Regions from separate parts of the Mus musculus genome. Here regions 1 and 2 are each linked to region 3. Evidence: chromatin loops called from intact Hi-C (ENCODE). Cell type or tissue: left cerebral cortex. All regions are shown on one strand. Links, peaks and the distances in the headings refer to the core of each region. The heading gives the core; the rest is flanking DNA.

Region 1 (5,443 bases), core at 125-5,124, 76 kb after region 3:
TGTGTGTGTTTCATTTGAGAATCCAGAACATTGGGGCACGCTGCCACCACAACCATCACCAGGATGATTTAGAGAAGTGTTAATTACCAACAGCAAGAGAAACCTTAAGTGGTCAATAAACACTGAACCCTGTAACTTGTGTCTTCATCAGGTATGTGCCACCTGCTGTTGACAAAATGTGAATCAGGCAAGTGTCAGCCAGTCTCTGCCAGAAACCCTCAGCTTCCTGCTATTGGGCTTTTAGTACTGGTTTTGCTCTTGCTGAAGGAAAAACCTCAAGAGGTCTCACATGTCCATCAAAGATATTCTTAGAACACAGTGGTTTTGGCACAGAGGACGCTCATCCTAGAAAGGGCTTTGTTAACAATGTATGGAAGGAAGACTTTCAAATTAATTTCTGATGCACAGTTGCTTCTGAGAGGTCGTGTAATTTTCGTGGGGTTTGAGGACACTTTGTTTTGGTAAAAGATTCAGTTGTCGTTTTTAAAAAGCAGCATTAAAGACGTTCAGTTTCACTTGTAATCTAGGAAACATAGAACCCAACTGTGGAAAAATTAAGGCTCATAATACAGAATATAGTATTTAAGCAAATCATAACCCATGGTTTCTGGCAAGAGTAAACTTTTAGAAAGCAATTTGATAAACTAAGCGAAATTGTGTGTCTTAGACTAGGCACTCGCTTCCAAGCATAAGCCTAAGAAAACAGAGCCAAGAGAAATAAAAAGAATGTTTGTTACACAGCCCTTCACTACAGAAAGGGGGGAAAATTAAATTCCCCTTAATGTGGGGATAATTTAAGCAAGACAACATTGATACAATGAATATATGCCGCTGTCTGATGGATGTGTGTAACGAATCAGATGAAGCTTTAACGTTGTTGCAAACACATAATTAGTATATTTTATTACTTAAATAAAATTATTTGTCATGCCAGGGATGAATTCAGGCCTTCAGATGTTCTAGGCTTGATACCAAACCAAACCTCCAGCCCTAACAAATACAGACTTGATGACAAGGACTGGAGAGATGACTCAGCAATTAAGAGAACATACTGCATTGTCAAACAGAAGTTTGATTCACAGAAACCAAGTCAGGCTGCTAACAACCATATGTAACTCCAGTTCCAGGAGATCCAACACCATGGGCACTGGACTCACATGCACAAGCCCCCTCCCTCTCCCTCTTTCTCACACATGCACATGCATACATACATACATACATACATACATACATACATACAACTAAAAATAAAAATAGAGCCACATGGTGGGCCTAGAGAGATGGCTCAGCAGTTAAGAGCACTGGCTGCTCTTTCAGAGGTCCTGAGTTCAATTCCCAGCAACCACACCATTTTTAATAGGATCTGATGCCTTCTTCTGGTGCGTCTGAAAACAGCAACAGTGTACTAATATACATAAAATAAATAAAGTCTTTTTAAAAATAAAAATAAAATCTTAAAACACACACACACAAACACACACAACACACAGTACACACACACACACACACACACACACACACACCACTACTACACTGGCAGGTGACACACACACACACATTGCAAACCTGACTTGAAAATAGAAAGCATTAACTATCATGGATAGGTAAGAGATGCACAGACAGAGTATGAGCTCGTGAGAAACAGCTAGAATAATGTCAAAGTTACACATACCCAGTATGTGTGTGAGAAGCTATAGCTTAATGTTTGCTTTCTTTTAATTTATCTTATTTTTATTTTGTGTGTGTGCGTGTGTGTGTGTGTACCACATGGGTGCTGGCATCTGTGGAGGCCACGAGGGGAAGCCATTCTCCTGGAGCTGCAATGACAGGTGGTAGGAGCCACCCCATGTGGCTCCTGGGAATGGAACTCGGGTCTTCTGGAAGATCAGCAAGAGCTCTTAACCACTGAGACACATTACTCCCGACTCTGATGATATGTTTCCTTAAACAAAGCTATATGAAACAAATGTGGAAACATGCTAATGTTCTTATAGCTGTAGGATAAAAATAGATCTGTTTTATTATTTTTTAAAAATTTGGGTCCCCCCCCCCGAACAGTTCCCAACTAAGAAATAAAAAGCTGATAATTTTTCTGGTTGTGGGTACCTGAGAACCAAGGTGGATAGAAGAGTACTTAAGGGGCTCTAACTTACAGTCCATTTATATAATTCAACTGATTGACATTATGTTGAGCCAAGCCAAGCTCACTTAGTATGACACGTGAGACACTGTAAGCACATTTCTGCAAACTTACTTGCTCAACCTCTCTGTTAAGGGCATCAACTTTTTCCTTTAATCTGTTGCCCTCTGCTTCAGCAGTGATAAGTTCCAGTTTGAGGGTGTTGTTTTCTGCCTCTGTCTGGCGGGCCTTATTTTCCCAGTTTTCAGCATCTTCATTGGCTTTTCGGAGTTGTTCCATTATTTGCCGGTTCTCAGATTCCTAAAAAGCAAATCTTGTGTATTACTTTAAAACTTTAAAAGTATTTAACATAAAGTGCTTTTGGAACACTGCTATCTAGGCCACTGGGAAATCACTGGTACATAACCCTGAAGAAATCCTACTAACCCCTTAGCCTAGAAAGATGGTCAACCTGTAAGGAACATAAAGAAGAATGCCCCAACCTGCGTCCATCAGTTCCTCACTCAGCAGATTACTCTTTTTTTTTTAATTTATTTTTTAATTAGGTATTTTCTTTATTTACATTTCAAATGCTATCCCAAAAGTCCCCCCAGACCCCCACCCATTCCCACTTCTTGGCGCTGGCGTTCCCCCGTACTGAGGCATATAAAGTTTGTAAGACCAAGGGGCCTCTCTTCCCAATGATGGCTGACTAGGCCATCTTCTGCTACATATGCAGCTAGAGACATGAGCTCCGGGGGTACTGGTTAGTTCATATTGTTGTTCCATCTATAGGGTTGCAGACCCCTTTAGCTCCTTGGGTACTTTCTCTAGAGGACCTGGACAAACACATGCTGTGTTTCTTCTAAGGGAATCTTTTCCTCCATGACTGTTTACTGACCCCTGCTGGCCTCAGCTGCCAACCTTCTCACTACCACTCCCTTGTTCCCAACCATCTGATATACTGGCCACAGAATTTCTATATGACCCTTTCACATCTTAAGGGTCAATATCTAATAAGATTTATTTATATTATTTTTAACTGCTCTCTCTCTCTCTGTGTGTGTGTGTGTGTGTGTGTGTGTATTCACATTGAGAGCTGGTGCCCTTGGAGACCAGAGATTTTGGGTTCCCAGGAGCTGACTTTAGTTCTGAACACTGAACTTGGGTCCTCTGGAAGAGTGCTCTTTAACACTAAGCCATGTCTCCTGTCTCTGAGCCATAATTTTCTTGGTCACAGACTTTAATTTTTTTTGAACTTTTTACTATTTTGTCAGAAATTGCTCAAAAGTATTGTTCAAAAATACCAAATGTATGCTAATAATATACACTCATGTATAAGTTGTACATATAATACAGAGCCAGGTTATCTCTGGCAATACTAGGATTGAATCCAGAACCGTGCACATACTAGGCAAGTACTTTTACCACTGAGCTGTATCTACCACCTGCAGGAATCAGAGTTTTTGTTTATTTGGTTGGTTGGTTTGTTTTTAGAGATAGGGTTTCTCTGTGTAGCTCTGGCTGTCCTGAAACTCACTTTGTAGACCAGGCTGGCCTTGAACTCAGAAATCTGCCTGCCTCTGCCTCCCGAGTGCTGGGATTAAAGGTGTGCGCCACCACACCCAGCTGGAATCAGATTTTTTTTTATTACATATTTTCCTCAATTACATTTCCAATGCTATCCCAAAAGTCCCCCATACCCTCCCCCCACTTCCCTACCCACTCAAGATTTTTTTAATCTTCAATGTGATCCCATAAATAAATTAGTTGAAGTAGGACCTGCTTTCTACAGGGAAAATCAGTTCCATAAATAATATACTATGCTGAATAACCATTGCTATCTTATCTTAGGGACTGGCGAGATGGCTCATCCTGCTCCTGTAAAAACCCGAGTTTGTTTCCCAGCAACCATGTTGGACAACTTACAACTTTCTGAACCTTTGGTTTGAGGGGCATCTAGCCTCTGCAGGCATCCACACTCACACGCAGATAGACACACAGATTCACATAGAATACACATGCATAGAGAGAAAGAAAGCCTCAGTACTGTGGTCTGCCTAGCCTGCTCTTTAAATGTCAGTTATTATCTCACTAATGTCAGGAATGCTCTCCTTCCTGGAAACAGTAAATTTCTCTATCAGAAATCCTGAGCTAATAAAATAATCAAAGAATGAATATGCCACCCTTTCTAATCAAATGTATGTTCCCCTGGACTCAGAAGTTCCAAAGCTCCTGAAGGTGACAGGTACAATCTAGGAGTCCTAAGAATGGCTTACCTCACCAAGCCCTTGAAAATGTTGTTTATGTACACTATGAACAAATGTTCAAAATATGTTTGTATGCAGATATTAAATGATATGCTAAATCACATACACAGATTATGGAAGTAAAGTTCCCATAGACACTTTGAGTCTCATGTAGGTAACACCACACCTATGATACTGATCTATTACACTATTTTAGACATTTTACCGAAGTACATCTCTATGTACTTAATACACAGCACTAAGTGCAGCTCTATATTCAGACAAACTGTATTATTACAGAGCAGATACATACATCCACATTCAGAAATCTCTGAAGTCACACACACACACACACACACACACACACACACACACACACCTTATATCAAATAGTGGCTAAAGAGATGTGCAAATGACTGTAGTCTACTGGTTCTTAGAAACAGATGTTCTAAAATTAGTGAGATCCATTCTGCCCTGTCAAACAATCAGGAAAAGCCACTTTAGTCAGTATGTAACAGAAAACTCAGGATTTTATGCCCATTGTTCTTTGATTAGAGAGAATCTACTTACCTAGGATGTTTACTCTAAATTTAGCAAACTGAAAGAAAACATGTTCTAGTGTCATCTTCTAGGACACTGGTGATTCTAAATGTAAATGGTTAATCTGCACAGTCAAAACTGTAATATCTGATTAAATAAAGACTTGATCTACAAATCTGGTGAGTGTAACAGATCATTAAATTAGGTCTTACCAACACTTGTATCATGAGCAAAGGAAAAACTGTCTCTGTGTACCTCAGACTTTAATATGTTCTTCAACTTGTTAACCTCCAGATTCGTGTCCTGGACCTTCTGCTTTATGTCACTGAGTTCGTTATGAGTATCATTCAGTTTTTTGGACAGTGCCTATCAAAAAAAGATAGCTAGATTTGACTATAATAAATAAGCAATTCCTATATGTGAAAACATCTAAATTGCAAATATTTGAATCAGATGATTATACAAAATTAATATAACAATGATATCAAAATCTATGTAAAAGTGGTTTTTAAAAATCCCAAAATAAAACAGGCAA
Region 2 (5,443 bases), core at 188-5,187, 140 kb after region 3:
ATTCTGACACAAGAATGAGAAAAGCAAAGGTAAGTGAAATTTTAACTAAGGGGTATAATCTGAGGAACTTCCTATCTACTGGGACTTTAATTTTTCAGTGAAATAGAAGTTAAGATTATATGTTTAAAAAATATCAGCAAAAGTTGGGAAGGGACAAAAGTCATTAAAGTTTAAACTTTTCTTAAGGTAAACAACAACAAAATCTTTCCAGTCATTCCAATTCAAGCTCCAAGCTCATCTCGTTTCTACAATCCAATCTCTAAAGAAATTACTTATGTCCTCAATGAAGAGTGAAACAAGACCTTAGAAACACAAGAAAGGGGTCAGTTGTTCTCTGAAGGCTTTTCTGGACCAAAGGGATTAGTAACTTAAGACTAAGACTAATGGTGTAACTAAAACAAAAAGCACTACCTTTCCAACCGCCTCTCCTCAAAACATGAGATGCATATATTTTAATATCCATAACCCTGTCCGTTATTTTAAAACCTACTGTCCACCAACAGTAAATCGTGGTATATCTTTACAATGGAACACTAACCAGCAAAGTACCTAGAAGCAATAAGGCTACAATCTCTAAGTGTTAAGCACAGAAGCTGTAGAACACGTGTTACAATTCCTCTTATATAAAGTTCCATAACAAGGCAGACTGTATGCTGTGTGTTCACATAAGATGATAAAACTATTAGGAAAAGCAAGGGAATGCCTAACATTGTCAGTCTGGGCAACAAGCAAAGAGCAAGAGCATGTGATGCCTGAGAGAATAAATAACACCTGTTCTAATGGCCCGAATGCCTAACATTGTCAGTCTGGGCAACAAGCAAAGAGCAAGAGCATGTGATGCCTGAGAGAATAAATAACACCTGTTCTAATGGCCCCTACTTATGGAAAACTTTAAAACCAAATTATTTTTAAACAAATAAGGCAGAACCCAGAGACTCTCTCCTTGCCTGGTTATAGCTGGACTACAACAGTGATTCTTCTTTGGAAAGTAAGTAAAACCTGTTTTTGAAACTGCCAATAAACAATATCGAGGTTTGGAATTTCAAAGAATATTGATGAATGTAATTTTACCTTATTTCTTTCTCAATAATTAAGACAGAAGAACTTAGTTTATTGTTTAATTAAAATACAACTGGTTTGTTCTTGAAGCACAGTTAAATACGATAACGTCCCTTTATCTTAACAACCTATTCTATTCCGAAATTACTATGACTTTATTTCCTGAAAGTGAACAAAATGTACTCGAAGTCCTGAAAACCAGAATAAATTTGAAATGACAAAGACCGTAGGTCACATAGATTTACAGGGGCTTAGAGAAAACAGCCACTTGTGCAAATTTTTCTTAGTGTCTAAATCGTTGACTGAGAGATATATACAAATACATGTATCCTTATGTACATATATACTTTTTAGGTATCAAGTGCATGACAGACTTGAATAATTTTTTCAAACAAGACAGCCTACCTTGCCTTTCTTCTATAAACTATAAAGAGATTATGAGATTTTTTTTCCATGCAAAATCTCAATTTCTGCCTTCACCTGCCTCCTAGTCTATTAAGAAGAGATTAAGAGAGACTGAGGGGTTCAGGAATAGACAGGCTGAGCTCCCAAATGCCACAGCTTCACCTCACAGTGTCTCTAAGCAAAACAGTCCCCCAACAACCAAGCTGAGGCAGGCAGCGAAGCGGTCACCATAGGAACTGGGCTCAACCATGAACTCCCCTGAAACTAGGGTAAGCTTTGCTCCTGGAACCCATTCCCACCCGGCAGGTCCGCGACGCAGCCGCCTAAGCAGCGATGCCCAACCCGGGCCACAGTCAGGCTCTCCCCACCCTCTTGCAGCCGCCCCGGGATGGCTCTTCTCTAGCCCAGCGCACCTCCGCGACTCCTCCCTGGAGCTCCGCAGCCCTCCCCCGACCTCCCTGGCCGTCGTTCTCCCCGGAGCTCATCCCGGCCACTGAGGGGCCTCCGCCTCAGCGGGACATCCAGCCCCACCCCGGCCTCCATCCTCCGCCCTAGTCTCCTCCTTCCCGCCCCTGTCTCCTCCCCAGTCTCCTCCTTCCCGCTCCCTGGGCCCCGCCCCGGCGGAGGCAGGCGCTCCGTGTGGCGCAGCGGGAAGAGGGCGGGAGCGGTTAGCTCCGGGCTGGCCGACGCCCCGCCCTCACGCTCTGTACCTGAGCGGGGCTCTTCTTCCACCTCCCCGGCGCCTACGCTCCACTTCCGTCCGGCGCGCCCTAGCACCCGTGCGCACGCGTACCTGTCTCGACACGCCCTCTCGCGGAGACTACGGATCGTGCGCGCGCACCCGAGCGAGCACGTAGCGACGTGGACCGCCGCCGGCCCGCCTCTCAGGGCTCCGACTGGAAGCCTTTTCCGGGCCCATCGGTGCCGCGCAGGCGCACGGCCACGCAGCGCCGAGATGGCCGACCCCTGCGTCCGGTCTCCTAGTAACCATCCTCTAGCCCGCGCAGGCGCGAAGGCTATTGCCCAGGGCTGAGCCACTGCTGCGGTCCCAGGAGCCCCAGGCGTTCTTGGCTGAGGGAAGCGGTTACTCCCTAGAGCTGCTCCAGTGCGCAGCAATGGTCAGGAAGCTGTGCTGTGGGAGCCTTCAGGTGGGGTGCCCTGTTGCAGCTTACCGGCGGGAGCCGATCTTTCCGGGTGAGCGTGGCACCTGGCCACCAGTCTCAGAATGGACCTCGGAAATGTCAGACCCAGCAATCATCTCCCCTACGCCAGGCTGACATTTCTTCTCTACATGCCAGTCCTCTCTAGCAAGCCTGGCGATGAAAACCGAGAAAGGCTATAAAACCTTGTGAGATGTTAAATACTGTATCTAAAGTTTTTACCCCAAGTTTGGCTCCTACCAGTGAGCAGATTTGAGCCTTCTTTTCTTATCCGACGTGGTATTTTTGGCTACCCAACTAAGTTAAAATGGCATCTTGAATCTTTTTAAATGGAAAGAAATGAGCACCGCGCTATGCTACCATTGTTTCTTACAGTTTAGCATGAAAGACATTTTGTCTTACTGCTTTGTGAGTGCGTAACCGCTTCTACCCATCTTTAGCCAGAAGCTTTTTTTTTAACCCTGTCTGTTTTTACTTATTTTATTAGTATACAAAGTACACGGGATTTCTTGTGGCATTTGCGTTCAGAATTTGTTTCTGTTGTTTCTCCTGCGCCTTTTCTCCCATCCCCCCTCTTTTGCCGGTTCACTCCAGTGGTCCCCTTCTGCTTTCCTGTCATAGTGTTCTGTTACCCCCAAACCACTCTTTTCCCCCTCACCTTGCAGTTTCATGAACTGTACCCACACACCCGTATATACCCCCTACTTAATATGTTAGAATCGGCACGCAAAAAAGAACATAATGGCATCTGACTTCGTGAGTGTGGATTATCTCGTTTCAAATAATTTCCAAATCCATTTTTCTGCAGATTTCGTGACTTCATTTTCCATTATAGTTGAGTAAAGTTCCATCGTATATGTATAATGTTTCCATTATTGATTCATCTGTTCCGGTGTAAGCTGGATCCATTTCCTGGCTATTGTGAATAACGCAGCAATAAACATGAATGTTCAAGTGTCCCTGTGGTAGTGTATGAAGACCTCTGGGCGTGTCAGAAGCAGTAACACTAAGTCATAGGTAGCTCTGTTTTTTGTGTTTTTGAGAAGTCTTCACACTGAGTTCACATCGGTTTGCATGCCCTCCAGCACTGTAAAGGGACTCATCGCATCCTTGCCAGCACTTGTAATTTGTTTTCATGATGATGGCTCTTCTGATTTGGAGTGAGGGAGAACCCTAATTTGCATTTCCCTGATTGCTAATGCTGTTCAGAACTTTTCAGAACATTTACTGGTCATACATGTTTCTTCTTTTGAGAATGGCCCATTTCATTAGCCCGTTTATTGACTGTCATTTTTACCTGGGGAGGGGTCTTTGTAAATTTTAGCTTTAAATTTTTTGATTACTTTATGTGTACTATAGGTTTGTCCTGTAAAAACCACCCCTGGTTGGATTTAACCTTAGCCACAATTCTTCATCTGAAAACTGTTCTCTGTGCCAGGCTCTGTGCCAGACACTGAGATCCAGTGTCAAAAAAAGAAAGAAAGGAAGAAACAGAAAGGAAAGGGGAAGGGAGGGGAGGGGAGGGGAGGGGAGGGGAGGGAAGGGAAAAAGGAAAGGGAGGGGAGGGGAGGGAAAGGAAAAAGGAAAGGGAAGGGAAGGAAAGGAAAGGAAAGGAAAGGAAAGGAAAGGAAAAAGGAAAAGGGAAAGCAATCAAGCAAGCAAGCAAGCTTGGGGCTGGAGAAGTGGTTAAGAGCACTGGCTGCTGCTCTTCTACAGAACCCAGATTCAAGTCCCAGCATCCATAAGGTGACTCACAACCCTCTAATTCCAGTTCCAAAGGGTCTGCTGCCCTCTTCTGGTCTCCACAGGCACTACATGCACACAGTGCACACATACATGCAGGCAGAACATTCATACACATAAAATAAAAATACGTTTCAATAAAAATTAGAATTGTATTTTTTATTGCTGAAAGTTTGATATTTTAAAAAAACATTCCATTATAAAACATATTGTTCTATGCTGGGCAGTGATAGTGCATGCCTTTAATCCCAGTACTCAGGAGGCAGAGGCAGGTGGATCTCTGTGAGTCTAAGGTCAGCCTGGTCTGCAGAACAAGTTCCTGGACAGCTAAGGCTACACAGAGAAACCCTGAATGTATGTATGTATGTATGTATGTATGTATGTATAGATAAGTTTGTGTGACATATATATGTATATATATATATATATATAGAGAGAGAGAGAGAGAGAGAGAGATACTTCTCTATATACTTTACTTTGCCATTATCTTGGGAATATGTAAATTAGCTAACATAACTATGTCTGTCGAGTACTTTTTATGTACTGCACTTCCATTTGGGGAGTTTGCTGTGGAGCCCTCTACCTTCCTCCCTGTTCTGAGAGCGCTCTGCTGACGGCTCTGTAGGAAAGAACCATAAGTCACCTGCCTTCAGAAGCACTCCAGACCATGAGTCTTTTCTGGCGGGCTGCCTTCAATTCAGAGTTAGGAAGTAGTTCCTTCCAATTCGAATAGTTCCTCTTGTGGTAACTATCATTTTATAATGATATCTCGAATGAGAAAAGCTAAACCTATATCTGTTGTCGAGATATCACATAGTGCTGTCCCAAGTGATGATGGATGTAATGAAGACTACTTTGTATCTGGATAGGTGGGGACTTGTAACCGTTTATACAATACAGGGGTTTCTGTTGTGGTCTGTTTGCTTGGTTCATTGTTTGGTTTCTGTTTTGGTTTGATGCTGGGGAGTGAATGGAAGGCATGGGACAATGCTAAACCTGCAACTCTACCACTGAGCTCCACCTCGTGTTCTGAACATATTCTTGTATGCTAATATTTAATAGCTATATCTATTGTC
Region 3 (5,443 bases), core at 360-5,359:
CTCGCACGGCAGCTGTCTGAGGTACACCACTGGCCAATGAGCTTCCACCATGACCGGCTGTGTGTGACCCACATATGAGGCTGCAGTAGCCACCCTTCCGTTCCAGACTCAGTTTCCCCAACTGACCTATTCCCAGTCATTGCCCAGAGTTTGTTCTGTTGCCTTCCCTCTGCCTTAGCCCACTCCCTCTCCAGCCACTCTGGCCTTGATCCTCGAGGCAGCTACGCAAAGCCACCCACCCGGACACCAGTGCCAGGAGCCCTGCCCCCCCCCCCCCCCCCCCCCCCCCCCCGCTTAAAACCACAACCTACACCAACCTCCTCCATTCCTACAGCCAGGCTTGGCGGGAAGGGAAGCCAAGAAAATGCAGAGCTGCTCAGGTTAAACCCAGAAAGAGGTCTCCAGCCTCGCTGGGCTTTTCTTTGAATGCTTAATTGCTTTCTGAACCCCAGATGGGCCCTACATAAAGGAGAAAGAAGTGGAGAGCACCAGTGGTTCCAACCCCAGAAGTCACTCCTATTGCTGGTTTTGTTTTGTTTTATTTTGTTTTCTGTTTCTTTGGTTTTTGTTTTGCTTCCATTTTTATTTATTATAAAGAGGGTATACAAATGTCTCCTGTGTAACTGGAGTTAAGGCACAAGGAGAGAGATTCACCTCAGAGGTAAAGCACTTACCTAGGACACCCAAAGCCTTGGCTCAATCCCATACCCCCACCCTCACCCCTCCATAGTTAAGGCTAAGGCAAATAATTATATATTCTCTTTAAAGAACTACATTAAAATACAAGGATCTCTGCATGTGATAATGATGTCTTCCTAAGTATAGATTCCCAACGGCTTGCTAAGGTTCTGCTTGATGGCTATCCCACAATTTAATGTTTAGTATTGTACTACTGCCTTGATTCCAAGGTATGCTATGGCATTCTTTGACTGTATGGGGATGATCCACCAGTGAGGATTTACCAGCATTTCCTTCCTTAAGAGAGCTGCTGGGGGGTGTCTCCAAGTGAATCAGTATGAGTGGGCCCGAGGCCCTGGCTCCACAGGCCTGAGACACCGTGGTTACATTTTCATTGTCCCTGGGTGGCTCCCTGCCGGCCATGACTGCTCTCTGATGCTGTGCGTTCCCATTTCCTACCATAGTCTCTTGTGAAGAGCTTGTCTATGGGTTTGTTTCTCGCAGGAAATTAAATAGTTACAGAACGGTAACTATTCATCATCTGAGAGCAGATAGGAGGAGTTTCCTACATCATATGGGTGGGTCCAGCACTGTAATAAAGCTGCTCATGGGAGAAGGGGCTGATGGCGTTCTGAGAAGTGGCAGGGAACTAGAGAAACCCACTGAACAGTGCCTTAGGGTGGGAGAGGGGGCCGTAAGCCCAGAAAAGTGGGAATTTGCTAATGCTACAAAGGGAAGGATACAGTTTCTCCCTACTTGAGCCTCCAAAAGAATATAAGCCTTGATTTGTGTCAATGTTATCAATAAAATCCATTGAATTTTATCCTGGTGAGATTTCTTCTACCAGGGCTTTAAAACCCAGAACTATAAATGGGTTAACTTACTCAAAGCTACCATTTTGGAGCTAGGGGGATGGCGCAGTGGGTAAAGCGGGGGGACCTGATTCTCAGCACCCACGTGATGCATCGGAGACAGGAGGATTGTTGGCCGAGAAGCCTGGCCCAGGCAGCAGCAGAGCTCCAGTGGGAGCCATTGCCTCAAAGGAACAACGGCAGGCTAGAGGAGGCCATTTCCCTCTGGGCTCCACAAATGCAAGGGTGCACATGTTTACAGCACACACGCATTCACACGCATATCAAACACAAACATACGCACACAGGTGCACAACATGCACACCCCCACTGAGCTTTTGGCAATTTATTATCACGACAAAGGGTGACTAGTAAAACATTTGTTTAGATTTCCCATCTCATTGCTGGGTTCCATTCCACAGTTCCTGCTCACTGGCACCGTCTGTGGCAGTGGTCCATCAGACACGCTCGGGTCAATTGCTGCCTGTATAAGCTTAATAATTAGTATTCTAAATGAAGGCTATCGTTGCCCACTCTAATAGGGTCCAGACTCTTGGCTAAGAGACATCATTTGTTCCTGTTATTGTTGTTGTTTCATGATAAATAGTGGTGATCTGTTTTGGAATCTTGACTATTTAAGTACCTTTAAGCTACATATAGACTCTTCGGCAATGCACAGATTTTCCCCCAAGTACATCACAATGCTTCCAAGACAATCTTCATTTTACCCACCCAAATGTTACAAGATTTGTTATTAGTCCTTTCCCCCTTTCACAAATGGTTTGCTCTTTTATTCGGGACACCTAACCATCAGAATTGCGTCGCTTTTAGGCATCGATGATATGTACTGCTTTCCATAGAACACCATGGTTGAATGCTTCCTCCTAGCTGTTTGGGAAAACACTTGTTACTTTGTTTATGCAAATAAGTGGTCAGGTTTCTGGATGTGGAAGAATCTGGAACATGATTGGGGAACAATGCCAGTAACAATAATATTGTGTTTATATGGAATAATATTTAAAATAATAGAACTGGGAACTCTTAATTATCAAGAAAACGTCCAAATCGCTACTCTTCTCTCAAGCAGAGAGATAAAACAAGCGTGTATCTGATTTTTGTGCTGGCCCACATAGCTCCTTTTTGCAAATGTGGCTTTAAACCAGCTAATCTTTTAAAAGTCTTTACACTGACTAATTTAGAAACAAGGAGAACAAATGTGGGAGTCTAAATGTAAGGCGCTGAATAAGAGTGATAATCTGTGCCAATGAGCGCGCTGCTGTGTCTCTGGTACCCAATGCCATCCACGGCTTTCATTTAGATGGAGCTTCCTGGAGCCTCTCTCGCCTCCCCAGCACGATGTGCTACGTGACTAGGGTATGGAAGCTTAGATCTGCCCAGGATCTTAGAAAATGTGCTTTCCTTCCTCATTTTCTGGAAGAAAAGGTGCCTGCTCCAAGGCTACCCACTGACAGCCAAGCACCGCCTCACCCCTGCATTGAGCAGAGGGGGCGCACAAACCCCGCCCACCTCTGTGTGTACAGACAAGCCACTTCCCGGTCCAGGTCTGCACTTTGTGGAATTTCTCTGGTCGTCACAGATTTTCAAAACAACTATCTTCACAGCAGAACAAATGGCCATACTCTTAGCCCCTTTGCTTGGAAAATCATACCTTACTGATTTGATAGAGTATAATTTTTTTTCAAAGGTACTTTTAATCACTAAAATATTTTAGTGGCCAATATTTGGGCTGTTCCTAATTTGTGGCTGAGTTGCAAACAAAAGGTGCTCAGAAGGCAGGTGTTTGGTACCCAAAACACATCCTCTCTTCTGAAAACTGCTTAAGCAGCTGCTGCCATCTCTGTCAGTGAGAGGCTGTGGCATGAAGGTGAGAGAACGAAGCCAGTGTTTCTATAGCAAATGGTAGCACTAAAAATAGTGTCTGGAGTGGAAGGAGGGTGCGGAATAATTTTTTTCATTGTTTCCATGGAAAACCAGGAGCGGGGATGGTAAATCCGTGGTCTGACTGTGCCGATGAGTCCTCGGGTAGATTCGCAGATTTGCTGAGAGGAAAGAGGATAGCAGTCACTTCCTGGCTATTATTTGCCTCACCCCGTCCCCTTAGAATGGAGGGAGGTCTGTGGTTTATTTCATGGATCTGTGGCAAGTTTTCTTGATTGTATTTTGAATCTAATTTGTCTATTGCCTGATCAGCGTCGAGTCCATACAGAATCGCCTAGGGGTGGGAAGCCCTGTGCACAGATGAGATAAAACCGAGTCTCAGTTTAGTGTGCATTAGAGTTCTCTCGCAGCTCGAAGCATTCCTGGACTACCTTTGGTAGGCAAGCTTCCTTGGTTTTTGCTAGTCTTCCTTTCCAAACCCTCATTCCAACAAGCCTTTGTATAATGTTCCATTAGTAGAGCAACAACTGGCAACCAATCCCTTCAAAGGGATCAGTGGCAATCATTGATTTGAAGTTTTCCACTCAGTGGGAGTATGCGTAATTTCCTGAAACCCTGGTGGGGGTTGGGGGCAGGGGGCGGGGGGGGGGGGCAGGGGGAAGGAAGCTCCTAAGTAGCGCTGGGCTGTTGGTGAAAAGCACTGGTGAGGGCATTATGGGAAATGTTGGGTACAGGTCCTCTGCAAGTCTCTTACCGCAATGCCAAGCACAGACTGCTTCCGCATGAGTCAGATGCAGAGCGGGTGATGGTGGCACACATATGCTCCCTTTTTTTTGCTCCAAATACAATTGGACAACATATCTGCATTCCAGCTACCTGGAACCCAGGGGGACCCTGTCAAAGTTGAAACAGCAGTAAATAGTCACGTGAGACTATTCACGTGATCCAGTGGTCAGCCCCCAAGACCCTTATGGTGAGTGTCGCATTTAAATGAGAAGTCAATTCTCCTCTCTTTGTGGAGAATCTAGAGAAAGTATTGAATTCAGGTTATGGTAATTTGGTGTATCTCAACTCAAGTGTATGACAGAAACTTGAACGTCTTTCCGTTTAGTCCATGGGACAGAACGATGAAACCGTGGGGCCGGTCGCACCAGCTACATATGACAGACAGGAGCCATGCTTTTTGTTTTTTGTTTTTTGTTTTGGATTGCCTGAAGTTTAGGGGTGCTACACTCCCCTCCTGTCACTTGCCTTCCCCTTTGGCCTCAAAGGGGATTGTCCTAAGCGAACATTTTCCTGAGTACATGTGCGGCTTGGGAGGGGACCAGTGAACAGGTCTGTGTGGGCCTTTGTGAGAACTTGGGAATATGGCTCTGCGGTCCTTTAGCTCAGCTGTGGTGCACATATACCCCATATTCTAGTATCCAACACAACACAAACACACACACACACACACACACACACACAAATCAATACAGGTGAATGCAGCGGTATACAAAGGGTTAAACAACTGGACACTGGGGAAAAACCAAAACAAAACAGGAAATGATTATGCTCACCTAACTAAAACAGCAGCAGAGCGCTGTGGTCCCTAAGAACAGAGAAATGAACGCTGAGCCTGAAGATCACCTTGGCTTCTTGCCTGAAGGTGGTTTCTGTGCTGCGTGGGCAGAGAGAGAGAAGGAAGCTGGAGTCTGGCAGCTTTGCTGAGTTAAGGAAATGAAGCTCGTGGAATCCAGGGCGGCTGGAGGAGCTGGGATTCACGGGGAGGGTCTGGGAAGGAGGCTCTCTTGAGGGAGAAGAGCTGTGGGGGGGCTGGGGAAAGGCGACTAGGGCCTTGCCGACCCCACAGGGCGCTCAGGGCTTGCACAGATCTGGGGATACTCAAGCTGTAAGCTTCTCATCACTGATGTATCGCACCCAGCTCATCACTGGAGATACTCAGAGGGTCACTGGAACTTCCCTGGGTGATCACCATTTAGACAAACCAGGCAACGGGTTGCAAGTTGAATTCA

Evidence for each region. Hi-C counts contacts between places; a loop is a spot of excess contacts. Peaks named below come from ENCODE experiments on the same cell type or tissue, not always from the same donor. Only the 100,000 strongest peaks of a DNase experiment are listed, where the experiment ranks them.
Region 1: a loop joins it to region 3, with 4 times the contacts of the local background. A loop is called at or near these places in 4 of 42 quality-filtered maps.
Region 2: it touches region 3 in a loop (9-fold over the local background); 9 of 42 quality-filtered maps call a loop at or near these places.

Annotation. Positions count from the first base shown.
Region 1 is chr1:37,799,466-37,804,908 of GRCm38, forward strand. Tsga10 (testis specific 10) reads right to left here. Exons shown (of 18, transcript NM_001290721.1): 13 at 5,164-5,274; 14 at 2,255-2,440. Among named protein-coding and RNA genes, the nearest start is that of Tsga10, 53 kb to the right of the region's middle. In left cerebral cortex, for the core only: a CTCF peak has its summit at 3,027 (motif pointing left); a DNase peak (open chromatin) is centred at 3,017.
Region 2 is chr1:37,862,849-37,868,291 of GRCm38, forward strand. It overlaps a transcript of Tsga10 not described here. Among named protein-coding and RNA genes, the nearest start is that of Lipt1, 6.6 kb to the right of the region's middle. In left cerebral cortex, for the core only: CTCF peaks have their summits at 2,271 and 4,429 (motif pointing left); DNase peaks (open chromatin) are centred at 2,282, 2,872, 3,158, 3,662 and 1 more place; H3K4me3 peaks cover 2,898 bases; H3K27ac peaks cover 1,920 bases.
Region 3 is chr1:37,723,157-37,728,599 of GRCm38, forward strand. No RefSeq gene overlaps it. Among named protein-coding and RNA genes, the nearest start is that of Cracdl, 6.1 kb to the left of the region's middle. In left cerebral cortex, for the core only: no CTCF peak of the experiment used is centred there; DNase peaks (open chromatin) are centred at 2,816, 3,486, 4,226 and 5,098; H3K4me3 peaks cover 690 bases; H3K27ac peaks cover 4,623 bases.